Regions from separate parts of the Homo sapiens genome. Here region 1 is linked to region 2. Evidence: read pairs that join two places in POLR2A ChIA-PET (ENCODE). Cell type or tissue: Panc1. All regions are shown on one strand. Region 1 has its middle 42 kb from the start of ADGRF4. Region 2 overlaps CD2AP (CD2 associated protein).

What was found. ChIA-PET counts read pairs that join two places held together with the same protein. Peaks named below come from ENCODE experiments on the same cell type or tissue, not always from the same donor. Only the 100,000 strongest peaks of a DNase experiment are listed, where the experiment ranks them.
Region 1: POLR2A ChIA-PET joins it to region 2 with 12 read pairs; 4 of 35 experiments call an interaction of 5 or more read pairs at or near these places.

What each region holds. Positions count from the first base shown.
Region 1 is chr6:47,654,341-47,659,340 of GRCh38, reverse strand. It overlaps the pseudogene ADGRF2P. Among named protein-coding and RNA genes, the nearest start is that of ADGRF4, 42 kb to the left of the region's middle. In Panc1, no CTCF peak of the experiment used is centred here; a DNase peak (open chromatin) is centred at 2,968.
Region 2 is chr6:47,510,330-47,515,329 of GRCh38, reverse strand. The region is part of intron 2 of CD2AP (CD2 associated protein); the gene reads right to left. Among named protein-coding and RNA genes, the nearest start is that of CD2AP-DT, 35 kb to the right of the region's middle. In Panc1, no CTCF peak of the experiment used is centred here; a DNase peak (open chromatin) is centred at 2,345.

The DNA.
Region 1 (5,000 bases), 140 kb before region 2:
CAGCGGTCATAATAAGCAATGGCTTTGTCTTATCAACAGCTGGATGTTCTCAAATTCAGCAGTTCAGGACTCACTTTGCATTTCTGTTAGAGGAATACACTGGACTCCTATTATCATTATTACATTTATTTTCCTAACTACCCCCTCAGCCCACCCATCCCTGTCTGGAAACTGCTTACCCATCCACATTTCCTGTGTGTGCAGCCAGCTGAACAGTGTACTTGGTCAGAGCTGACTGCATTAGGGGATGGCAGTTGATCCAACTGAACCCATCCATCCTCACCCCAGGAATTTTGAAATTTGGACAAGAAGAAAGAGATGGGACTCACTCTCTTTGTCAAGAGAAGCTGAAAAACCCAGCAATCCATAGCAGTGATTTCCAGCTTCAATCGTACATCGGGATTCCCAGAGGAGCTTTTAAAATATACTAGTGCCTGGGCCCCACTTCAGAACCATTTAAATCAGAATTTCTGGGGCTGAGGCTCAGACACTAATACATTGCCCCAAACTTTTTATCTTGAATAATTTAATTACGACTGAAAAATGGAAAGAATAGAACAGTGAACACTTAATATCCCTTCACCTACATTGTGCTGTTAACATTTAGGATAAATGGTCTTTTAAATTCCACAGATGATATTCATATACAGAACTGAGAAAAAACCCTAGGTGATATTAATATGTGATTGAGAACGACCTAACTGTAGAAAGAAGGACAGAGCAAAAGGAAGCAGATGCACCAAGAGGGGCAAAGATCATAAAGAGAGTCCTGAGGCCATTCAGACCCCTGTGTCTCATGCCCTGTGTTCTATGAGATCTCCGAGTATTACTAAAATAAAATCACTTTTGGGGCTTTAGCTAAGGAGTTGTTCATTGCAGTCAAAAGACTCAGGAGTTGTTCATTGCAGTCAAAAGATTCAGGAATAATAGGCAGAAGCAGTAGGTTCTATAGCCTCGTCCCTAAATAAAAATAAAATCAGGGGTTTTACTAGCCTGAGAGATGGCTGTTATGTTAAAAGAAATATATAAAAATAACAAACCCGGAAGCCATCAATTCCCAAGATAATGGGACTGATAGATCATTGCTAAACTATGGTTTTTTGGAAGTAGCCACTGTCTCCTGAGGTAGACTGTTTCCCACTAGTGAATTAAATCAAATCTCACACACACAACAGCAGTAACAAGGAGGGGAAGGTGGCTGTGGGCCTGGTCTGCCCATATCACCAACCCATGTCACTGACATGGGTTAGAATTACCAGAACATGCTGATGATAAAGAAGACTGATTTTCAGTTGGTTCTATTATCTTTTAGACATGTTTAGAAATATTATTCTCTATAGGAACTGCACCCCGTTAATGCCTGAACCCAGGGCAGGTGACTTCCACTGACAACCCCTGTGCTGTCCTCCCATGTCCAATTTTAGAAAGAGCAACCGGTTACCAGGCCTGGTAACTGAATCCCCTGATCTCATTATCTGTGAATAAGAGGTCTGATTTCTGTTCACAAGTTTCTATTCATTTTTCAAAAAAGACAATGATGTTGTAACTCTATATTATGCAAATATTATTAGAACAGAATTGTGGCTATATTATTTTAGGATACCATCTCTAAGGACATAAAGTACAAGTTTTGCAGTCTTTTAAGGCTAACCACTTGCCCAGAAATATATTTGAAATTATGCATTTGAGCTACCAATAAGTGGATTTTTTGAAACTATAGGACTATGAATGAATTTTGAAAGAGGAAACGTAATAAACCAAAAGTAATGTGGGAGAAATTCAAGCATCACTTTTATCTGTAAGTTCACTTTAAGAGGGAAAAACACATTTTGTCAAATTTCAAAGGATAAACAATTTTAAGCAAAACTAAACTTTTAAAATTCATATTCAACAAATACTGACAAAGAATCAGAAAAAAGAAAGGAATGAAGCATCAATTACACTATTTTAAAGAATAGTATAAAAAACAATGGAACTGTAGTTACATCCCCACAATACAAAGAATGACACAATGGAGACAAGCTTAAGAACCCAGAGAAATCTCCCCAAAGTCTGCCTTCCTCTTGAGAAAGTATCATCTGAGAAGAAGAATGTGTAAGGCCAAGAGTTTTCATTGCCATAGGTTAGTCGTTGGTGCAGGATTTTTTGAGAAAGTACAAAAATATTACTCAGTTTCAAGAAGGGTTTGAGGCTAGTGATGCCTTCATAATAAGCCAAAATTGTAGATAAAACATGACAAGGTCTGATGAGGGAAAATAATCATAAAAATGTTCATTAACTTCTGCATTTACACCTAGTACCTTGGAGATTATCAGAAAAAAAGGTTATTTATAGGTTCCCATTTCCTGTATTCTGATCTTTGGATAAAATTAGTGGAGCACAGAAGAACAGAGAAGAATAAATGAAAACAAAAATATTTTTATACAGACTTGTGCTCTTATTACGTAAAGTGCCTTAAAGTTAATAAATTCCTTCTTATTCACTGTACATGTTCCCTTATTCACTGTATAAATTCACTTATTCACTACATATGTTATTAATTAAACCTCAAATTACCAAAGCCTCACAAACACAAAATCATGAGTGGCTGCTCATCTCTGAAATTCCTCTCCAAAGGAAGTCACTGGAAGGAGAAGGAGGACCTGGGACTACTCACTGTGGCTGGCCAAAGACAAACTCACCGGCAAATTTGCCCCACTCCCTGGCAGCTGGAGATATGGGCATTACTGGCTCTCTTCTGTCATACCTTGCTACAAATCACAGGCTGGGCTCTTGTATGGATGAGAGTCAAGTTAGCCCCGAATGGCAGCTCCCCAGGCTGGACCCTGCGGTTCCCATAGGCAGTCAGCCCCATGTGCAGGAGTGCTGCAGCCTGACAGACAAGTCCTGCATGGGAGTAGCTCCTGCAGTGGGAGGGGCAATGCACTGGAGAATGGATGAGTCACACCAGGTGACAGACGCGGACTCTCACAAAAAGCAAAGGCTCCTGTCTTGGGCAAGGGATTTAAGACTGTGGTGGCAGCACAGGATGTGTGATGCATGGCTGTAGCTCATTTGTTCTTACAAATCAGCCTGAGCCTAAAGATGAAATTTGGAAACCACAAGTGCCTCTGCTTGGGGCTCTGGTACTAGCTGGCTGGCTTTCTGGTTACTAGGATTATGGTGGTATGGTTCCCTAATCATTCCTATCGGTCTCCAGTTGCAAACACAAGGTAGCATTGTGATTCCTCACCTCCTTGTGGTCAGTGGGGCATTTAAGTAATTCTGCATGGTGCCAGCAATTCAGAATAGTAGTTACTCCATGAGACTGGGTCCCTGAGTGACCGTGATAAGAAGAGGTCCCTGCTAACACATGACAACCATAAGAAAGGATTACTTCTTACTATTCTTACTCCCTGAGATTTGGGAGCTATTTGTCACCTCAGCATAACCTACCCTATACAAGGACAAAGACTCTCAAAAAGCAACATGGTCAGTGACATATCTTTTTTTAAATTTGAAACACTCAAAAACTCTTTTTTTTTGTATTTATGAACTTCTTAGCTTCCCCAATCCCATGTTTGAAAAGCTATATCTATATTTATCTAGAGTGTGGCATTTTTCAAAATCTTCACGAAGTTCTCCTAATATACTGAAAGGCACCCCTTAATTTTAATCTCAGCATTCCCCCTTCCTCATTTTGTTTCCTTAGCTAGTCTTGATCTTCTAGGAAGTGGCCAGGGAAGGATGGGAAAGTTCCCAGCTGCTGTGAGTGCTGTGCTGCTATTTTTCTCTAATTCTAGGTCTGTGAATCCCCTTGAGGGCTGAATAGTACCCTCTTGAAATCCACTCAAGTCTGCTCCTCAGATGGGAAAATTCTATCTTTTAAAAAATATAGGTTGGCCACAGTGCCTCACACCTGTAATCTCAGTACTTTGGGAGGCTGAGGCAGGAATGCTTGAGGCCAGGAGTTCGAGACTAGCCTGAGCAACATAATGAGACCTTGTCTCTACTTTAAACAAACAAACAAAAAAAATTAGCTGGGCATGGTGGTGCACACCTGTAGCCCTGGCCACTCAGGAGGCTGACATAGGAGGCTCACTTGAGCCCAGGAGATTGAGGCTACAGTGAGTGGAGATTGTGCCACTGGACTCCAGCCAGGGTGACAGAGTAAGACCCTGTCTCAAAAAAAATTTATATATATATATATATATATATATATATATATATATACACATACACACACACACACACACACACATATATATACACACATATATATACATATATATATACACATATATATACACACATATATATACATATATATATACACATATATATATATGCTTTATTTTTTAGAGTAGTTTTAGGTTTACAGCAAAATTGAGGCAAAAGTACAGAGATTTCAAAAATATCCCTGCCCCCCCATACACACAACCTCCCCCACTATCAACATCTCGCGGTAGGTGATGCATTTGTCACAACTGGTGAGTCTACACTAACATGTCCTAATCAGTCGCATTGTCATTATTTATACACAAAATGCCCAGTGTGCCATGCATCTGTGGATATATCAATTTATATAAAATATGACCCCTAACCTCCCAGAGTTCACACTTCTAGTTGGAAGAAGAAAACACATAAATATGAAAAACATACAAGATCTTCTCTACTAATAGCTGACACAGTCACTCCCAACAATGGAGGAGTTGATGGAGGCTGGCCTGGTCAGGAGTCACTTCATGGAGAATACAGGGACAGACCAGGCCTTAAAGGACACGTCTGATTTACACTGATGAGCAACGTTTTGGTAGCAGGAGAGACTTGTTCAGTAAAGGTTTATTGAGCATCTACCAGAGATCAGGAATGTAAAAAGTGGAAGTGTTCTTGAAGATCATCCAAGCCCAGCCCCGCACAGCACAAATCAGGAAGCCAACCCAGCTATTATTTCCAGAGCTGGGACTCCCAACTTTTGAAAAGGCAGATGCTTGTACTGGCCTAAACCAAATGAAGCAGGG
Region 2 (5,000 bases):
GGAAAACCTTTCCTTCTCATTCAGATTAATTTATTAAATAGTTTTAAATATCTTTAAGCAATCTTCAAAATATACTGTACCCCCTACTTTAACCCATGCTTTTAGTCTTAAATCCCATTACTCCCCCATATGAAAACTTTCATTCAGCCAAAGTAGTCTGCCTAATTATCTTTTTATCATAAATTATCTAATACCTTTGCCAGACCTACAATGCACTCAGTACTCCTATAACTTTCTACCTTAAGAACCAATTCAGTGTTACTTTTTTTTTTTTTTTTAAGACGGACTCTCACTCTGTCACCCAGGCTGGAGTGCAGTGGAGTGATCTTGGCTCACTGCAACCTCCGCCTCCTGGGTTCAAGCAATTCTCCTGCCTCAGCCTCCCGAGTAGCTGGGATTGCAGGTGCGTGCCACCACTCCTGGCTAATTTTTGTACTTTTAGTAGAGACTGGGTTTCACCGTGTTGGCCAGGCTGGTCACCAACTCCTGACCTCAGGTGATCCACCTGCCTTGGCCTCCCAAAAGGGTGGGATTACAGGTGTGAGCCACTGCGCCCAGCCTAGTTTTACTTTTAATCCCCTTTCTGAAAGACATTTTTTCAAAGATTCTGTAACACCTATCATCTTATCACATGTCTGCCATTCAGTCATGTAAGGCATTACAATTTATCCTGTTTTACACTGTTATTTCCCCCAATAAAATAAATTGTGGGAAAGATTCTTCTCACCACACCCCAAAATATGTCACAGTCAACTAAGCATTTGTTTACTGGAATGTGTTTATTTTGTTTTATCTCAATTACAAAGTAGCAACTCCAACAACCAAGTGCCAAATATGAACTAGCCAAGACATTGATACTGAATCAAAGTTATACCCACAAATAAATCTTTATTCTCTACTTTAGTCTAAAACATTGAAGTTAAGAATGTAGTAATATCTGCTAAGTTAGCCTGGTTTCTCCTCAGTTTTAGCTTACTTCTTAAACATAACAAATTAATGAGGTATAGTTTATGATTTGTAGCTACAAAATAAAAATGAAATGACTTAAAAAAGATCAATGAAGTAGACTATTCATATCTTTCCAAGTGAAAAACATTTAATCATACTAAACACAAAAAAAGATTGATGACATACTAAAAATGAAAATTTTACAGCTAATAGTAAAGTTGTTTATACTTAGACAAGTCACAAAAAGCATTTACGAGGAATACATAAGCAGAAGGAAGACAAAAGTCTATTGGTTAAAATACATTAAGAACTACTAGAAATTAACTAGAATATGAACAAGAACTCAAAGGAAAAATAGAAGAAATATCCTGAACAAGCTGTACACAAGGAACTGAAATGTGAAAAGATGCCTAGCTTCACTAGTAATCATGAAAATGAAACACAACATGGTAGATACTACTGTACATCTGTAAGGCTAGCCCCCCCCCCAAAAAAAAATTTTTTTTAAAGTCTGATGGTATCAGACGTTTTTAAATTGGTATAATTACTTGAGAGAGAAATCAGACAACATCTAGTATAGTTGAACATGTGCACACCCTAGGAGTCAGCAAATCTTCAGCTGTACACATACCCCAAAAAAGATGTTTACTGAAGTTCTAATAGCTAAAAATTTCTTAATAGCTAAAAATTGAAAAAAAGTCCTAAATATCCAAAAAATATGTAATACTTAGCCGGACAATGGAATACTATGCAGAGATTAGAAAGTAGTAGTAAAGGTGTCTCTCCTATAATACTGTATGTGCAGTCTTAAACACCATGCATTCTGGGAGAAAAAAAAACACTAAAATACCACTTATTATGTGAAAACTTCAAAATCAAACACTAAAAATACCAGTGACTATATAAAAAATAGAGTTTGCAGACCACTCAATTTATGCAAAAACCTATGCAGTTTGGGACCTCAACACTATAAACGAAAACAAATAATAACTAGAACCTACATAGATAGGCAATAACTTAGACTGCCCAAGCAGTCATGACTGAAGAATTCTTCAGTAGCTATTAAAAATGTAAAACAAAAAACAATTAAGTGGGAATGTTGGTTGGCTTATGGATGCTGAGACAGTGAAAGTGAGCACCAGGATTTAAGAGCCCTCAATGCCAGAACTGTAAACTTTGAGGAAGATACCCTTAGAGATACAGATGGTTACTTTAAAAGAAGAAAAAAAAAAAAAAAAGGTATTCAGATTCAAAAGAACTCCAAGCTGCTTCCATTTTCTTGCTGAAGTCATAATCCTACAATCTTTATTACAGCTCTTCTTACCTAGAAAATAAACTAACACACTTTCTCATTGTCCTGACATCATTTCTCTCTACTAATTACCTATAAGCTAACTAGTGTTATAAAACCCATTTGTAACAGATGCAACTACATTATGTATCCATGTTGAAATCTCACATTAAATATAAAGAAAAGGTGCAATGTGAAACAATTATGTAAGTGTCTAAATCACACAAAATACTATTTGTTTATGCACAGGCAAATAGGTGTAAAACTATGGACTAAAGGATACATACAACTTAAGAACACAGGTGGTCCTGCAAAGGAAGAGAAATGAGAAGGAGGTGATGAGAACTCAATCTCATCTGTAATGTTCTCTTTATTAAAAAGTAACACTTAAGCAAGATGGCAAAATGATAATATTCTGTACATTAAGTTCATAGATCCTTGTGTTCAATATCCTTTGTAAAATACTTTTAAAACTGGAAGACAAACACACTGCAAAGGGACAATGAAATGGGCATAAGTTTGTCACAAAACAAACTTATGGTGTCTAAAGTTTTTCATAATAAGCCACAAAAACAATTCAGCATTTCTATTCATCTTCCAGCCCAATTTGACTATCATTGTTCTTCAGTATAGCTATCTGAATTAGTAACAGGGACGTGAGTTTTTTACAAGAAGCCTAGTTCCACCATCCACACTCCATATTCACAGATTTACAAAATAACATGCACCTTTTTATGTTTGTTTTTTTTGAGACAGAGTCTCGTTCTGCAACCCAGGCTGGAGTGCAGTGGTGCGATCTCGGCTCACTGCAACCTCCGCCTCCCACGTTCAAGCGATTCTCCTGCCTCAGCCTCCTGGGTGGCTGGGACTACAGGCGCATGTCACCACTCCCGGCGAATTTTTTGTATTTTATTTTATATATATTTTTTTTTTCAGACGGAGTCTCGCTCTGTTGCCCAGGCTGGAGTGCAGTGGCGCGATCTCGGCTCACTGCAAGCTCCGCCTCCCGGCTTCACACCATTCTCCTGCCTCAGCCTCCCAAGTAGCTGGGACTACAGCCGCCCGCCACTACGCCCAGCTAATTTTTTGTATTTTTAGTAGAGACGGGGTTTCTCCGTGTTAGCCAGGATGGTCCCAATCTCCTGACCTCGTGATCCGCCCACCTCGGCCTCCCAAAGTGCTGGGATTACAAGTGTGAGCCACCCCCGGCCAATTTTTTGTATTTTAGTAGAGTTGAGGTTTCACCGTGTTAGCCAGGATGAACGTGCACCTTAATGTCCCAATAGGAAGCTTATTTTCAAATGGACAGTGAATTTTAAATTACAGCTTTCCCCTGAATTTTAACATACACATCTGAAGTGATAAAGCCAACTACCTTATTAATTTGTGTATTATCCATTGCTGTTGATTACCTAAGGGTAATTTTTTTTAAATAAAATTTTGCTTTGGAATAAAAAGATTTACAGAAGAGTTACAAAGGAAGTAGAAAGTTCCCACACTCTTAATTCAGTTTTGCCTAATGTTAATAGTGTGTATAACCACATTCCACTTCAAAACTGAGAAATTAACACTGGTACATTATTATTAAACTACTAACTGTATATGGATTTAATCAATTTTTCCACTAATGTCCTTTTTCTGTTCCAGAATCCAATCCAGGAAACCAAAATGTATTTGGTTATTATGTCTCCTTTGCCTCTTCTGGTCAATGTCAGTTTCTCAGTATTTCCTTGTTTTTCATGACCTTGACATTTTTGAGGAGTACTGGTCAGGTATTTTGTAGAATGTCTCTCAATTTAGTTTGTCTGAGGTTTTCCCCAGCCAGGATCATGGACTTTGGGGAAGAATACCACAAAGGTGAAGGGAATACATGGTATCAACATAACCTATCACTGGTGACATTAACCTGGACCACTTGGTAAAGGCAGTATTTGCGAAGTTTCTCCATTAAAAGCTACTAAGCTACTATTTTTCCCTGTCCATCTATTCCTTTTTTTTTTTTTTTTTTTTTTTTTTTGAGACACAGAGTCTCACTCTGTCACCAGGCTGGGGTGCAGTGGCGCGATCTCAGCTCATTGCAACCTCTACCTCCCGGGTTCAAGCAATTCTCCCACCTCAGCTTCCTGAGTAGCTGGGACTACAGGCGCACGCCACCATGCCCAGCTAATTTTTGTATTTTTAGTAGAGATGGGGTTTCACCATGTTGGCCAGGATGGTCTCGATCTCTTGACCTCGTAATCTGCCCACCTCGGCCTCCCAAAGTGCTGGAATTACAGGCATGAGCCACCGCGCCCGGCCCCATCTATCCTTTAGTCTATTCCACACCTGAGGAAAGCTTTTGGAAGGGAAAGAGGGGGTGTGCGGAAAAGGAAATAAGTATTTAGAATTATCACTTGGAATTTTTGTTTCAATTTATCCTTTCTCCCGTTTATTTATTCAACCATTTATTTATATCAATATGGACTCATGTATACTTATGCTGTATTTTACATAAAAATCAAATACTAGATTATTGTGCTGCTCAAACTGTTCCAGCTCTAGATATTGGGAGCTCCTTCAGGTTGGGTTCTAAGTCCCTTTGACACAGGCCCACCTTTTGTTTTTTTAACCACTTAATTTTCTGCCACCACAACACGCTCCAGGCTTATCTTGTATCTTCATTACCCCAAACACCAGAATCAGTCATTTCTCCAAGGAGCCCTTCCTTTTATTAGAGAATGGTATTTGGAAATCAAGATCTGGGCACTGGATGTACTCACGG